2 separate regions of the Homo sapiens genome follow, and region 2 is linked to region 1. A link is an interaction called in ENCODE POLR2A ChIA-PET data of the cell type or tissue named here. Cell type or tissue: PC-9. All regions are shown on one strand. Links, peaks and the distances in the headings refer to the core of each region. The heading gives the core; the rest is flanking DNA. Region 1 overlaps LOC124904654 (a long non-coding RNA gene). Region 2 overlaps CRTC1 (CREB regulated transcription coactivator 1).

Evidence for each region. ChIA-PET counts read pairs that join two places held together with the same protein. Peaks named below come from ENCODE experiments on the same cell type or tissue, not always from the same donor. Only the 100,000 strongest peaks of a DNase experiment are listed, where the experiment ranks them.
Region 2: POLR2A ChIA-PET joins it to region 1 with 7 read pairs; 2 of 35 experiments call an interaction of 5 or more read pairs at or near these places.

The regions. Positions count from the first base shown.
Region 1 is chr19:18,328,746-18,337,066 of GRCh38, reverse strand. It overlaps LOC124904654 (a long non-coding RNA gene), which reads right to left. Exons shown (of 2, transcript XR_007067158.1): 1 at 8,288-8,321; 2 at 1,232-1,571. It also overlaps the pseudogene RN7SL513P. Among named protein-coding and RNA genes, the nearest start is that of PGPEP1, 7.7 kb to the left of the region's middle. In PC-9, for the core only: no CTCF peak of the experiment used is centred there; a DNase peak (open chromatin) is centred at 3,166; H3K4me3 peaks cover 1,504 bases; H3K27ac peaks cover 2,762 bases.
Region 2 is chr19:18,737,681-18,746,001 of GRCh38, reverse strand. CRTC1 (CREB regulated transcription coactivator 1) reads right to left here. Exons shown (of 14, transcript NM_015321.3): 2 at 2,976-3,092; 3 at 42-179. Among named protein-coding and RNA genes, the nearest start is that of COMP, 49 kb to the left of the region's middle. In PC-9, for the core only: no CTCF peak of the experiment used is centred there; a DNase peak (open chromatin) is centred at 4,111.

The DNA.
Region 1 (8,321 bases), core at 80-8,079:
GCCTCTGTCTCCCAGGTTCAAGTCATTCTTCTGCCTCAGCCTCCCAAATAGCTGGGACTACAGGTGCACGCCACCATGCTTGGCTAATTTTTGTATTCTTAGTAGAGATGGGGTTTCTCCATGTTGGCTAGGCTGGTCTCAAACTCCTGACCTCAAGTGATCTGCCCGCCTCGGCCGGGGTTGGGGGGCAGTGGTTTGTAGTAACATGTACATAACATAAAATTTACCATCTTAAGCATACCCTTGGGTAGCATTAAGTACGTTCACATTGTTGTGGAACCATTACCACCATCCATCTCCAGAACTTGTTCTTCCCAAACAAGCTCCATACCTATTAAACGCTCCCTCCCTATTCCCCTCCCTCAGCCCCTAGCACCCAACATTCCACTTTCTGTCTCTATGAATTGGATGACTGTGGCTGGGTGTGGTGGCCCATGCCTATAATCCCAGCACTTTGGGAGGCTGAGGCAGGTGGATTGCTTGAGGCCAGGAGTTCAAGACCAGCCTGGCCAACATGGGAAAACCCTGTCTCTTAAAAATACAAAAATATTAGCCAGGCATGGTGGTGAAACGGGAAAGGTTCCCTTGTTCCCCTCGCAGGGTGGGCGATGGGGGTGTGGCTTGCTTCTGAAGTGCTCCTCTACTCAGACCTCTAGGGGAGCATATAGATGGGCAGGCTGTGGGACTCTGACCCCACAGCAGTGTCCGGGGTGAATGTTTACAGCTCCTGAAGCCCCAGGGGGCGTGTGTTACAGGTTGCTTTTTTTAGTTTGCCATCTATAGGCAGCTTACCAGCTCAGTTAGATCCTCTACCTTGTCACAAGGACAGAGGGATTTCTTTTCTTTTTTTCTTTTCTTTTCTTTTTTTTTTTTTTTGAGACAGACTCTCGCTCTGTCCCCTAGGCTGGAGTGCAGTGGCTTGATCTTGGTTCACTGCCATCTCCGCCTCCCGGGTTCAAAGTGATTCTCCTGCCTCAGCCTCCCAGGTAGCTAGGACTACAGGTGACCGCACCCTTACCTGGCTAATTTTTTTTATTTTTAGTAGATATGGGGTTTCACCATGTTGGCCAGGCTGGTCTCAAACTCCTGACCTTGAGTGATACACCCACCTAGGCCTCCCAAAGTCCTGGGATTACAGGCATGAGCCACTGCGCCCAGCCCAGACAGAGGGATTTTAGTATCCTGGGGTTTCTTGCCTTGGTGTACCAGAAGAATGAGATCACACCTGGGCTTGGAGAATGAGTATGAAGTTTTATTGAGTGGAAGTAGCCCTCAGTAGATGGGGGAGCGAGAAGGGAGATGGTCTTTCTCTGGAGTTGGGTCGCTAGGCGGCCCCAGCTCTCCTCTGACTGCCCAGGCCAAACTCAGCCTAGTTCCACTGGTCGACTACCCGCCTGCATGCCAGTGTGCCCTTCCGCGAGCGTGCTCCCTCGACGTCCTCTCGCTGTCCAGCCACTTGTATCTTCTTCCATGGATGTGTACGTCAAGACGTCCAGCAGCTTGTGTGTCTGCCCGCTAGGGTCTCGGGTTTTTATAGGCACAGGATGGGGGCGTGGCGGGCCAGTGTGGTCCTGGAAAATGCAATATTTGGGCACGAAGGCGGGAGTGCGGATCCTCACCTAGGTCTCTGGGGGTGGAGCCCTAGCCAGGGACCAGGCCCTCCTTTACCCCGCACTTCCCTTCCCTATCATTTAAAGGCACCACGCTCCCCCCATCCCAGCACTCCCGTATCAGTGGCACATGCCTGTGATTCCAGCTACTTTGGAGGCTGAGGCAGGAGAATCGCTTGAATTCAGGCGGCAAAGATTGCAGTGAGCCAAGATCGCACCACTCCGCTCCAGCCTGAGCGACGGAGCGAGACTCTGTCTCAATGAATAAATAAATAGGCCACACGCGGTGGCTCACGCCTGTAATCCCAGCACTTTGGGAGGCCGAGGCGGGCGGATCACGAGATCAGGAGATCAACACCATCCTGGCTAACACGGTGAAACCCTGTCTCTACTAAAAATACAAAAAATTAGCAGGGCATGGTGGCGGGCACCTGTAGTCCCAGCTACTCAGGAGACTGAGGCAGGAGAATGGCGTGAACCCGGGAGGCGGAGCTTGCAGTGAGCCGAGATCACGCCACTGCACTCCAGCCTGGGAGACAGAGCGAGACTCCATCTCAATAAAATAAAATAAAATAATAAAAATAAATAAATAATAAAATAAATGGCCGGGCACGGTGGCTCACACCTGTAATCTCACCACTTTGGGAGGCCAAGGCGGGTGGATCATTTGAAGTCAGGAGTTCAAGACCAGCCCGGCAAACATGGTGAAACCCTATCTCTACTAAAAATACAAAAATCAGCCAGACATGGTGGTGCATGCCTGTAATCCTAGCTACTCAGGAGGCTGAGGCAGGAGAATCGCTTGAATCTGGGAGGTGGAGGTTGCAGTGAGCCGAGATCGCACCACTGAACTCCAGCGTGGGCAACGGAGCGAGAGTCTGTCTCAAAAAAACAAACAAACAAAAAACAATGCTGTGAAGCCTGACGCAGAGGCTCATGCCTGTAATCCAGCAGTCCCCAATCTTTTTGGCACCAAGGACTGGTTTTATGGAAGACAATTTTTCCATGCACTTGGGGGTTGGGGGGGATGAAGATGTTTTCAGGATGAAACTGTTCCACCTCAGATCATCAGGCATTAGATTATCATAAGGAGTGCACAATCTAGATCCCTCACATGTGCAGTTCACAATAGGGTTCACACTCCTATGAGAATCTAATGCTGCTGCTGCTGGTCTGGCAGAAGGCGGAGCTCAGGAGATACTGGGGAGTGATGGGTACTGGCTGTAAATACAGATGAAGCTTCACTGGTTTGCCCGCTGCTCACCTACTGCTGTGCGGCCTGGTTCCTAACAGGCCACAGACTGGTACCAGTCCTTAGCCCAGGGGTTGGGGACCCCTGCTGTAATCCCAGCGCTTTGGGAAGGTGAGGTGGGAGGATTGCTTGAGGCCAGGAGTGTGAGACCAGCCAGAGCAACAGAGCAATACCTATCTAAAAAAAAACCAAACAAACAAAAAAATGCTAAATAGAGCAAAACCTGCCAAGCTGGATGTTGGTTTGCAAAACAAGCTGCATTTTTTAAATGTATCTCTTTTTTTTTCTAGAGAGAATCTTGCTCAGTCACCCAGGCCGGAGTGCAGTGGTGCAATCTTGGCTCACCCCACCTCCCAGGTATAAGCAATTCTTGTGCCTCAGCCTCCGGAGTAGGTGGGGCCACAGGCGCAGGTCATCATGCCCGGCTAATTTTTTTTTTTTTTTTTGTATTTTTGTAGAGACAGAGTTTCACCGCCTGGCTAATTTTTTTTTTTTTGGTATTTTTGTAGAGACAGAGTTTCACCGTACTGGTCTGGAATTCCTGACCTCAAGTGATCCGCCTGCCTCAGCCTCCCAAAGTGCTGGGATTACAGGCATAAGCCACTCGCCCAGCCTAAAATTTATCTTTTTTAGAGACAGGGTCTCACTCTGTCGACCAGGCTGGAGTGCAGTGGCTAGTCACAGGCATGATCCCGCTACGGATCAGCACTGGAGTTTTGACCATCTCCGTTTCCAACCTAGGCTGGTTCACCCCTCCTTGGGCAACCTGGTGGTTCCCTGCTCCGGGAGGTCACCATATTGATGCCAGACTTAATGTGGACACCCAATCAGCACAGTGCGCTACAGCCCACAACTCCTGGGCTCGTGTGATCCTCCTGCCTCAGCCTCCCGAGTAGTTGGGATCACGGATGTGTATCGCTGCGCTGGGCAGAAGCTACATTTTTCTCTAGCCTCCCACCTCCACAACCCAGGGAAGTTTGGGGAGCTTCTGAGGACTAAGGCCACCCTGAACCCAAGCCCTAGGGAGCCAGGTGGGGGAAGGCAGGACTCATGGACTCTGCACCGGCGCTCAGATCCTGCCCCTGGGGGCTCCAAGCCTCTCTGGGCTTTGCCAGTTGCTAATAGGAGTGGCCTTGGAAGGGAGGGAGATTTGGAGCTCATGGGGACGACACGGCTCTGCGTTAGGGCTCTGTCCTTTTGGCTCTGTCAGAGTAAACCAAGCCCAGTTTGAGGACTGCAGGGGGCCTCATGGCCATGGTAGGGAGAGAGATGTCTGGGCAGACATGCATTCTTTGTTGTTGTTGTTGTTGTTGTTTTTTAAACACAGTCTCGTTCTTGTCACCCAGGCTGGAGTGCAATGGCACGATCTCGGCTCATTGCAACCTCTGCCTCCCAGGTTGAAGCAATTGTCCTGCCTCAGCCTCCCGAGTAGTTGAGATTACAGTTGTCTGCCACTACGCCTGGTTACTTTTTTGTATTTTCAGTAGAGACAGGGTTTTGCCATGTTGGCCAGGCTGGTTTCAAACTCTTGACCTCAGGTGATCCACCTGCCTTGGCCTCCCAAAGTGCTGGGATTACAGGCATGAGCCACCGTGGCTGGCCCAGACATGCATTCTTAAAGGATGAATGTGTCCTTTTTCTCCAGGCGGTGTCTGGAGATAGTGAAGCCTTTGGGGAGCTCAGGCTAGAAGACAAGGCTCATACTTGGGAGGTGGAGGCAGGAGGATGAGTTGAGTCCAGGAATTCAAGACCAGGCTGTGCAACCCTATCTCTACAAAAAATTTTAAAATCACCCGAAGGTGGTAGCGAGCTCATCAGGTCCCAGGTTCTCAGGAGGCTGAAACAGGAGGATCACTTGAGTCCAGGAGTTCAATGCTGCAGTGAGCTATTATCCTTTTATTTATTTTTTTTTTTTGAGATGGAGTCTCACTCTGTTGCCCAGGCTGGAGTGCAGTCGTGTGATCTTGGCTCTCTACAACCTCCACCTCCCAGGTTCAAGTGACTCTCCTGCCTCAGCCTCCCAAGTAGCAGGGATTACATGCACGCGCCATCACACTTAGCTAATTTTTGTATTTTTAGCAGAGATGGGGTTTCACCATGTTGGCTAGGCTAGTCTCGAACTCTTGGCCTCAAGTGATCTGCCCACCTCAGCCTCCCAAAGTGCTGGGATTACAGGTGTGAGCCACCGCACCTGGCCTGAGCTACCATCTTGCCACTGCACTCCAGCCTGGGCAACAGAGTGAGACCCTGTCTCAAACAACAACAACAAAAAGACTAGGCCCACAGATGTGCTTTTGGTGGTCAGCCACTGCCCATGGCCCCTGCTCCCACATCCAGCCCTGGCCCGCCCCTTGGAGGGTATATTTACTGCTCCACTCCCCACTCCTGCCTCTCCCTCTTTTCGCCTGGAGTAGTTTGAACGTTGAGGCTGGGTCTTCTTTCCCTTTAGTCTGTGCCAGCACACAGTAGGTGCACAATTAATGCGCGGGGGCAGAGATGTGTGCAGGATGAAGGGGGGCTGGATCCAGCAGTCTCCGTGCCCATCTAAGGAACTTCTACCAGGCCACTGGGCGTAGGTGGACAGTGGAGGAAGTTTCAAGACCCCACTTGAGGGGGTCTTTCTGAGACTCTGTCTTAAAAAAAAAAAAAAAAGAAAGAAAGACCCCATGGCTGGGTGCAGTGGCTCACGCCTGTAATCCCAGCACTTTGGGAGGCTGAGGCAGGTGGATCACCTGAGGTCGGGAGTTCAAGACCAGCCTGACCAACATGAAGAAACCCGGTCTCTACTAAAAATACAAAATTACCCGGGCGTGGTGACACATGCCTGTAATCTCAGCTACTCAGGAGGTTGAGGCAGGAGAATTGCTTGAACCCAGGAGGCAGAAGTTGCAGTGAGCTGAGATCACGCCACTGCACTCCAGCCTGGGCAACAAGAGCGAAACTCCGTCTCAAAATAGTAAAAACAAAAACAAAAACAAAACAAAACAAAACAAAACCCATTTGAGGAATCTCTGCTTCTTCTGACTCTGGGATATGAAGGCGGCCAAGGACAGGGGCAAATGAACCTCTGTTCTTTGGTTGCCTGCACCCCAGGAATGCACTGGGCAAGGTACAAATGATATTTTGTTTCAGCTCAGGTGGCCATGGATCAGGAAGGGCCTGATCCATGTGAGGCTCCTGGTTCCCCGGATGGGAGAGGGTCACTGCCTTGACCAGCGAAGCGCAACCCAGGAGGGTGTCTGCGTTTCCTTTTTTTTTTTTTTTGGAGACGGAGTTTCACTCTTGTTGCCCAGGCTGGAGTGCACTGGCGCGATCTCAGCTCTTTACAACCTCCACCTCCTGGACTCCAGCGATTCTTCTGCCTCAGCCTCCCAAACAGCTGGGATTGCAGGTGATCACCACCATGCCCAGCTAATTTTTGTATTTTTAGTAGAGATGGGGTTTCACCATGTGGACCAGGATGGTCTTGATCTCTTGATCTCGTGATCCGCCCGCCTTGGCCTCCCAAAGTGCTGGGATTACAGGCGTGAGCCACCTCGCCTGGCCCAGCTAATTTTTTTTAAAAAAACCTGCTATTTACTTATTTACTTTTAAGATGGAGTCTCACTCTGTTGCCCCGGCTGGAGTGCAATGGCGTGATCTCAGCTCACTGCAACCTCTACCTCCCAGGTTCAAGCGATTTTCATGCCTCAGCCCCCCAAGTAGCTGGGATTACAGGCACACGCCACCATGGCTGGCTAGTTTTTGTACCTTTAGTAGAGACGGGGTCTTGCCATGTTGGGCTAGGCTGGTTTTGAATTCCTGACCTTAAGTGATCCACCCGCCTTGGCCTCCCAAAGTGTTGGGATTACAGGTGTGAGGCACTGCGCCCAGCAAAATATTGCTCTTTTAGAATTGGCGATATTGCTGTGAGGCCCTGGCATGGTGGTTCCCTTCACCCGAAAGACTTCCTTAGTAGAAATGTTCAGAAATGGATTGCTGAGCTGAAGGGTGTGATACTTTTATAGCTTTTGAGATATAATACCAACTTTTTTCCCATTTAAAAGGAAACACATGTTTGCCAGTTTCATCACAACCTTGCCAGTACTGGCTTTTATGCTGTTCTTTTTTTTTTAGTAGTGGGTAGGGTATTTTTGTTAGTTGGAGACGTACATTGATCTAGACTTCTTAGGTTTCTGCTGGAAGAAATACAATTTTTTTTTTTTTGAGACAGAGTTTTGCTCTTGTTGCCCAGGCTGGAGTGCAATGGCATGATCTCGGCTGACTGCAACCTCTGCCTCCTGGGTTCAAGTGATTCTCCTGACTCAGCCTCCTGAGTAGCTGGGATTACGGGCACCCACCACCACGCCTGGCTAATTTTTGTATTTTTAGTAGAGACAGGGTTTTGCCATGTTGGCCAGGCTGGTCTCGAACTCCTGACCTCAGGTGATCCACCCGCCTTGGCATCCCAAATTGCTGGGATTACAGGTGTGAGCCACTGTGCCCGGTCAGAAATATAATTTAAGCTGGATCCAGAATAGGATTTTGGTTAGTGGAATACGGAAGAATGAAGATTTATGAAGCATCAGATACAGCTGGGCTCAGGCTTAGACACGGCCATGACTCTGCAGTGAAGAAATGGCCATGGCTATACCTGACTGTGATCGCCGATCACTCCAGCTCTGCAATCCCAAAACCATCCCAAGGAAGATTTTTTTTTTTTTTTTCATAGGATCTCGCTCTGTCACCCAGGGTAGAGTGCAGTAGCATGATCATGGCTCACTGCAGCCTCGAAATCCCAAGCTCAAGCCATCTTCCCATCTCAGCCTCCCAAGTAGTTGGAATTACAGGCACGTGCCACCACGCCCAGCTAATTCTTCTTAAGTTTTTTTTGGAGAGATGAGGTCTCGCTATGTTCCCCAGGCTGGTCTCGAACTCCTGGGCTCAGGTGATCCACCGGCCGGCCTCCCAAAGTGCTGGGATTACAGGCATCAGCCACCATGCTCAGCCAGCCAGGGAAGCCTTCTGATTGCCCCAGCCTGGGTCATGCATTCATGATGATAGGGGAGGGTAAACTGTCCTGAACAGCCCCAAATAGAGCCCCAGGAAACCTCTTAGGTCCTTGCTCCTACAAGTCAAAGTTGAGAGGGCTGAAACAAGCAATTACAACATGGCATAAACCAGGCAATGATGGAAATCAGTGGAGGGTACTAAAGTTCAAAGTATAAGAGAAGGAATGATTAGCTTTTGAGCAAGGCAGCTAAGGAAGAGTTCACAGAGCAGATATGCATTAGTACTGGCTCTTTTGCCAGGGACAGACTGCAAATTCCAAGTGGATGAAGCAATTAAAAAAAACTTCTTGGGCTCATTTAAGCTCATCATAGCTGTGGCTTCAACTATAGCTGGATCCAGGGGCTCAAACCATACTTCCCTTTCCACCGAGTACCTCCGTTGTCTTGTGTCTGCTGGATTATTTCTGC
Region 2 (8,321 bases), core at 84-8,083, 410 kb before region 1:
AGGGCCTGGCCCCCACCCTCATCCTCTGGTGAAAAGGATATCTGCCGTCCGTGTTTGTCCACTGACAGGGGCCGGCGGTGTGGGGAGCCGAGCCGGCCACGCTCCCGGTACACCCTGTCCACCAGCCCATGGTGCCGGGTGGTCCGGCTGGTGTCCAGGCCCGAGGATTGGAAGGGGGTCTGGGGGAGGAGGAGATGGAAACAGAGAGAGAGAAATCCAAACAATGGTTACCAGCTGTGGCCCCAGCGCTGGCCCCAGAGTCTGATCGCAGGGCCCCCCACTCTGGAGCACCCTCGGCCATCGCTCCACAGCCTGGGATGGGCTTCTTCCTTCAGCCCCAGCTCCCTGGCTCTCCAAGCACTGGGGGGTAGGGAGGGGGTGTGAGCTGGGGTCCCGGGAGCCAGGGTGGCAGGGGCGTGCAGTGCAGCTGGCATGCACAGGCCAGGCAGAGCGGCACAAGCTCGGGGCCAGCGCCCGCCGGGTGCCAGGGATGTAGCCGGCCTAGGCAGCCCTCCTCCCCAGTCTCACCAGGTGCAGACAGGCCTCCGCCCTCTCTCTCCGGGCCTGGACGGCCTCCTACCCCCACCTACGTCATCCCTGGAGGGGCCTGCCAAGAGACAGCCCAGGGGCTTCCAGCCCAGGACTGTTTCGGGGCCCACCTGGCCAAGCGCGAGTTCCTGGGAGGCTTCCTTGTGGAGCCCAGGGCTGCTCTTGATTGAGACGCGGCCCCCACACACCCTCCCCCGCAGCCTCCTCCAGGCACTCCAGGCACCACCAGAGCCAAGTACAGGCGCCTTCCGGAGCCATGGCCCACTGCTTGGCTGGATGGGGCTTCCTCCCAGCACCTGGGGCTGGCACCAGGCTGGCCCTCCCCAGGCCCTGCTACATGCCCGGCCTCATGCCCCCGGGGCTGCCAGGAGCCCGCCCTGACCCTGTGTTGCCCACTTGCCATCTGACTGGGGTGAGATCAGCAGGCTCTGCCAGCTTTGGATGCAGCCAATCCCCCAGTCCGGCCATCTGGCCCCTGAGCCCTTATGCCTTCTCTGGGCAGCCGGGCAAAATGAGACTCTGATACTAAAGTGAGTCTCCTCTCCAGAAGCCTGTCCATGGCTAGGATTGCTGCTTTGTCCCAGCCTCGGCCAGAGTTCAGGGCTGACTACTGTCCCCAGCCCTGGGGACCCCCAAGTCTTTCTTCGATCCAGCATGAACTCTGCTGGTTTGGGTCTTTCCGTGGCTCTTGCCCCCAAAAGGCTGTGGGCATGGGAGACGTGGGCCTGTGACGATGAGGGTGGGAACTGTGCTGTCCAGTGCACAGGCTCCTCAGGGTAGGGGCAATTCATCTCCTTCCAGAGATGCCTTGAAGCCCAGAGGGAAACTGAGGCAGCCAAAGCCAAGTCAGAGGCAGAATGAAGCGGGGGCTGGCCACACCCGGGCTCGCCACGTCCTGCCTGCTGGCCTGGTTTGGGAGATGCGTGCACACGTGTGTGTATGTGTGTGTGTGTGTGTGTGTTTGTGTGTGTGTGTATATAGGGACGGACCATGCAGCTTTGGGGCACATGCTGGGATTCTGCTCTGCTGGACCCCAGATGGGGATGCGCGGCTATGGCATCTGCCCCAGATGGACCCCAAGAGTCCCCAGGGCCTCTCGACGCGACCATACGCACTTCCCGAGATGGGGGTGCGGAGTGGATCCATTTCCATTTGGCGGACGGGACACCTCCACCTCCCTGGGAGCCGCAGGGGCGGCCGCTTGGGGAGCTCAGGGATCCCCAGCGCCCGCACACGGGTCGGGGTCTTGCAGGCTGGCGCCGGGGACGCCGCGGCCTCAGCCTGGGGGCTCATTTACCAGAGAGACAGGAGCCGCTGCCAGGGCCTCCCCCAGAAATCCGCTGGGCTGAAAATGCAAAGAACCGAGACTTTGAGACGCTGCTGCCTTGCCTGGCCCCAAAGGCGGGATGCGTGGGACCTCCCCCCGGGCTGTGGGCCTCGGGCGACAGACACCCAACAGGGTCCTGTGCCCCTCAGCCCCACTCAGGCTGAGCTTGCAAGGTGCCCAGAGAGAGACTCTCCTCCAGGGAAGAGGGGACAGGAGAAACAGGAAAGGGAGAGAAGGGCAGGAGGGGAGAAAACCTGGCCAGGAAGGGCTGTGACAAAGAACACGCCCAGCATCAGTGATGGCCCGCACTCTGTATGCCGGAGGAGGCGCACCGTGGTGGCCAGCCCAAGGATCCCTGCCCTGTCCAGCGGCGGTGCAGGTGGCGGTGGAGCTGGTGGGTGACTTGGGAGGGGCCCCGGCTCCATCTGGCCTGTCAGTGGCCATGGCTGTGTCCGAGGTGGTTTTCTCAGCCACAGAGTAGGTGTGACCCCCCCCCAGGGGGACCTGTCCATGCAGAGCCCAGACACCGTCCTGGGGGTGGCCCTGATTCATAGGCCAGCTCCCTCGGCCCCACCCCATCCCCATCTCCACCCGCAGACCAGGGACAGGGAAGAGGGCCGCTGTGGGCCTTATCTCCTGTTTACGATAAGGCTGTGCACGGCGGCTGTGCGGCCTGCGGGAGCCGCGCTGTGTGGGCCTCTGCCAAGAAACGTTTGCAGACAAGTGGGGTCAGGCCGCCGGGCCTCCTTCTGAGAATTGCTGGGCTTGCGGATTAGTGAGGCAGGACAGAGCCAAGCCCCAGTGGCCCCGAGCGGTTCCCGCTGCCGCACAGCCGGCCAACAGGTGTAGCGGCTGCCGAAATGCTGGAGGCCAGATGGAGGGCTCGCCTCGGGGTCTGCTGATGGGGAATGGGCTGCGGGGGCACCCTGGTGGGGCCACTCTGCTTCCTCTGGTTCCCAGGGCAGACAAGGAGAAGGCAGTGGTTGGGTGGGCTCCGCCAACTGTCTGATAACCCCAGCTGTCCTCAATGTCTGGCCCCCAGTGGGAGGCTGGGGGAAGCTCCCCACAATGGGGCAGGGCCAGGGGGCGGGGCACTCACCTGGAAGGGCAGGTCCATGGTGCCACTCCCGATCTGGTTCACGTTGGGCAGGGACCCGCCATAGTACTGGCCTCGGCTGGGGCCCAGTTGCAGGTACTGGGATTTCTGGAGCTGGAGCTGCGAGAGAGAAGCCAGCAGCTGCGGGAGGGGTCACCTCCCAGGCTCACCTCAGAGTGCCAGCCCCAAAGGCACAAAAAGACCCAAGTGGTGGGATTGACAGCCTAAGTGCAGAAGTTTGCAGGACCTCATGACCCAGATGCTTAAGGAAACCAGGTGTCCCTCCACCAAAAATGGCAGAATCAGAAACCCGAGGTGCCGGGACGGCTCCCCAGGCGGGGCAATGCACCATGCAGAAACCCATGACCGTGAACCTGGGGAGCTGGCTGCCTTGCTGCTGATTCGGTCAGTCAGTGAATGGGCAAGAGAGGCACTGGCGGGCCTGCAGCCTGCCAAGGAGGCCCCTCACCAGCCCAGGGGAGCCATTTCTTATCACGGCCAGAGGCTGTGACTTGGCAGGCCAGGCGGCTTCCCACTGGCCTGAATCGGAGGAAGCTGTCTCAGAAGCGTGGTGATGGCCTTCAAAGCGTGGGACTTGTGATCCCGACGGCAGCCCACACAGAGCCAGGGCAGCCAAGTCAGTCCCCCAGACCCAGCTTGAGTTCTAGAGGGTCCTGAGCCCCATGTTCCTTCCTCATGGTCCTTCCCAGCCTCTTGGGGGCTGGGCCCAGCTGAGCGCCTTCATCTCAGCTGCATCCCTGCTTCCCACTCCCTGATGGCATCGGGGCACAGAACCAGGGGCCAGGAGCTCCCTGATGGGTCACGCTGACTCTGAACAGGGCTGGAAGCTGGCCTCCTCCCCTTCATGTGGCTGATGCTGATTTGCCAGTAACAGAGGCCCCTGACCCATGTGGCACGACCCGAGGCCCTTGGGGATGCTGGTCCATGATGCCTGCCATGCAACTGGGGGAGGCAGCCACCGTGAGGAGAGGTGGGGCTGGGCAGGCAGGAAGGAGGGGTGGTTGTCCACTCTGGCCCGGCAGGGGCGGTTGCTAGGGTGGACACTGTGTACACAACAAGGCCGACTCGTTCCTTACAAACAGCTCCTGGCAGTGCGTGGAGAGCTGGCTGCCCCACCGCCCCAGCTTCCTAGGGGGCCCTGGACACCGGAGGCGGAAGTAAAGCCCGGGAACTGGCCACCTGCCCGGCTGAGCACCTCGCCCAGGTAAACAGCTGTTTCCTGTGAGCTGAAGTGGAGCCGATGGTAAGATTAACCTTGTGTGTTATTGGGTGGCTCTCGAGGGCCTGGGGGTGAGGCCCAGGGTCTGTGCTGGGAGCCCTTGGTGGCCGCTGGCCAGACACATACACAATGAACATCCACAGTGTCCCTCCCAGCAGTCACACCAGATGAAACAGGCCAGCTCCGGGCTGTGGCAGAGGGAGGGGGTGTAGGGTGGGGGTCCTACAGCTCCCACCCCACACCTACCTGGGCATAGGTCGCCTGTGGCCTCCCGTGACTTTCTCCACCCTCTTCTGTGTCCAAGTAGCATGACAGAAACCTGTGCTACATTCACCTCTCACTGACTATATGGCCCTAAAGGCTGTGACCCCTCCTGGACCTGTGTCCCCGACCTAGAGTGAGTGCTACAGGCGGGTGTGAGAGGGACACACGACGTGTGACACAGCAGGTACTCATGCCACATGTGCTTTCTACACGGGCTGAGCTGCCAGCTCCCAGGAGGCCAGACATCAGGGGCAAGAACTCCCTGAAGCAGCTTTGTTTACACTATGTCCCCGGGCCACAGGAAACCTGGGATGCGGGGACAATCTACAGGACTGGGGACACACAGAACTCTCATGGTTCCCAAGCCCCATCTCTGTCCAAACCTTGCCCACAATTCCCAGCTCCTGTCCACTTTGCTGGAGGCACTCAGGCTTCGGAGCACAGCCCCTGGGCCAGGAGTGGACACTGAGTGGGGACTCTGCTTTTCTTTTTTGTTGTTGTTGTTGTTTGTTTGTTTTTTTGAGATGGAGTCTCGCTCTGTTGCCCAGGCTGGAGTGCAGTGGCGCCATCTTGGCTCACTACAACCTCCATCTCCCAGGCTCAAGTGATTCTCCTGCCTCAGCCTCCGAACTAGCTGAGACTACAGGCACCATGCCTGGCTAATTTTTTTTTTTGTATTTCTAGTAGAGACAGAGTTTTTCACCATGTTGCTCAGGCTGGTCTCAAACTCCTGACCTCAAGTGATCCACCCGCCTCGGCCTCCCAAAGTGTTGGGATTACAGGAATGAGTCACCGCGCCTGGCCTCTGCTCTTCTTTTGGGGAACCCCATGCTCATTCTTGGTTTTGCATGAGGAGTTGTACAGCAAAAGGGTTAAGCTGGCCCCAAGAGAGGTCTGACCTTTGTCCCCAGCTCCTGGGAGGTGACCTGCAGGAGAATATCCTGCCTGATAAGAGTGTCATTGTGTGCCTGAGGCCTTGGGCTATGGCAGAGTCTGCTCACACTGTGGTTTTAGGGTGGGAGTTTGGGCACATCAGCTTGACATCTGGAGGGACTAGAGACAGGTTGGCCATGAGGGTGGTCAGCCACGTCTACAGGACCAGCCCCCAGTACAGACCCTGGACATGCAGGCCAGGGGAGCTTCTGCGGCTGGCAGTGCTCCATGCTGGGAGAATTACGCACTGTTCACATGAGGGGCTGACTGGAGGTTCTGGCCTGGTTTCTCCTGGACCCTGCCCATCTGCCTCTTCCCTTGGGTGATTTTTTTTTTTTTTAAGATGGAGTCTAGCTCTGTCATCCAGGCTGGAGTGCAGTGGCACTATCTCGGCTTACTGCAACCTCCACTTCCAGGGTTCAAGCGATTCTCTCACCTCAGCTTCCTGAGTAGCTGGGATTACAGGTATGCAACACCACACCCAGCTAATTTTTGTATTTTTAGTAGAGACGGAGTTTCACCACGTTGGCCAGGCTGGTCTTGAACCCCTGACCTCAAGAGATTCGCCCGCCTCAGCCTCCGAAAATGCTGGGGTTACAGGTGTGAGCCACCACACCCAGCCTCCCTTGGGTAATTTTAATGTGTCCTTTCGCTGCAATAAACCATAAGCATGAACAAAACGGCTTCTGGGGAGTCCTTCCAGTGAATTTTCTAGCCAGAGGGTGGGCACGGAGACTCCTGAGTCTGCAGGAGCTGACTTTCCTCCCCAGCCTGGCTGGAACCCCTGGGAGCAGGGTCCTCCTTTCTCTGGGGTCTCAGGGTGGTGGGACGCCAGCTTGGGCTCTGCCCCCACAGACCTCTGGCCTCAGCTGGAAGAACGGCCAGATGTCACTGCACTGCAGGCAACATCACAGCTTTTCTCATCGCCACATCACAGTCCCCTGCCCCCCACCATGCTGTGCTCCCCAAACCACTGAGACCCTGAGGACGAGCTCCGTGAACCCAGCAGCCAGCCCAGGACCCGCTGCTCAGCAGCGCCTGCCGGCGGAATCCACAAGTGAACAAAGATGTGAGGGGGTGAATGAATGAATGAATGGACGCTGCTGCACCTCCTCCACAGCTGACTTCACAAGCCAGGTGACAGGCCCGTCTGGAGGCTGTACAAGCACTTAAGATTAAAACCCAGGAGGCCTCAGGCGGCAGCTTGGCCACCCCCTTCCTCAGCTGGCCCAGGCAACACAAGCCACCTCAAGGTGTAACCCTCACTTGGAGCCAGCGGCTAGCTCTGGAGGGAGCTCCTGGGATGCCACAGCAGCTCCAGCCTGCCCTACACAGAGGCTCGGGGCTGACCTGGGACTCAGGTGTCCCATCTCCACACCATCCCCATGGCTGTCAACAAGCGGGGCGACAGGTGAAACAGCTGAGGCCTGGAGAAGGCGTCCGGTAGGAGTCGGGAAAACTGCAGCTCCCAGGGCGCCCCTCACTCATGGCCTGTGGGCCAGATAGATGGGCATCTGGTCCTGGCTGCCTGGCTGTGAGAGTGGACCCCACTGGCGATTTGGAGGGCCCTGCTGAGGGTGGGTGGGCTTTGCCTCCAGCCTCCCCAGCCTCACTCCCTCCAGCCGCCCAAGCCCCAAAGTGCCCCCAGCTTGTCCTTTCCCCACTGACCCCTCATGCAAGGCCTGACGGCCCCTCCTTAGAGGGGCATCCCCAACACCCCTGCTCAAGAAGCAGCCCCCCAAGTCACAATCGCACCAGCCTCTGGCTTTGTTGTTGTTGTTGTTGTTGTTTTGAGACGGAGTCTCCCTCTTGTTGCCCAAGCTGGAGTGTAATGGCGCGATCTCGGCTCACTGCAACCTCTACCTCCTGGGTTCAAGCGATTCTCCTGCCTCAGCCTCCTGAGTAGCTGGAATTACAGGCGTGCCACCACACTCAGACAATTTTTGTATTTTTAGTAGAGATGGGGTTTCGCCATGTTGGCCAGGCTGGTCTCAGACCCCTGACCTCAGGTGATCCGCCTGCCTCAGCCTCCCAAAGTGCTGGGATTACAGGAGTGAGCCACTGGGCCTGGCTCAGCTCTCCTTTCTCTTACAATTAAAGAGAAAGGCCCACCCTAATCCAGGACGGTCTCATCTGGAGGCCCTATTTCCAACTACAGTTGACCCTGAGACAACACGGGGATTGGGGAGCTGACCCTCATGCGGCCAAAAATCCAAGTATAATTTTTTTTCTTTTTATAGTTTTTACTTCTATTTATTTATTCATTTATTTATTTTGAGACAGGCTCTCACTCTGTCACCCAGGCTGGAGGGCAGTGGCACAATCACACCTCACTGCAGCCTTGGCTTCCCAGGATCAGGTGATCCTCCCACTTTGGCCTCCTGAGTATCTGGGGCCACAGGCACAAACCACCATGCCTGGCTAATTTTTAACTTTTGTAGAGATGGAGTCTCACTATGTTGACCAGCTGGTCTCCAACTCCTGGCTTCAAGCAGTCCTCCCACCTCAGCTTCCCAAAGTGCTGGGATTAGAGGCATGAGCCACCGTGCCCCACTCCAGTATAACTTCTGACTCCTCCAACACTTAACTAATAGCCTACTGTTGACTGGAAGCCTCACTGATAATATGAGTCAATTAAGACAGATTTGGTATGTTATACGTATTACATACTGTATTCTTACAATAAAGCTAAAGAAAAGAAAATGATACTAAGAAAATCATTAAGGAAGAGAAAATGTTTGCTATTTGTGAAGTGGAAGGGGATTATCCCAAAGGTCTTTGTCCTCACCGTCCTTCACGTAGAGCTGGCTGAGGAGGAGGAAAAGGGAGGAGGAGGAGGAGGAGGAGGAGGAGCAGCAGCAGGAGGGCGGCAGCTTGGTCTTGCTGTCTCAGGCATGACAGAGGCGGGAGAG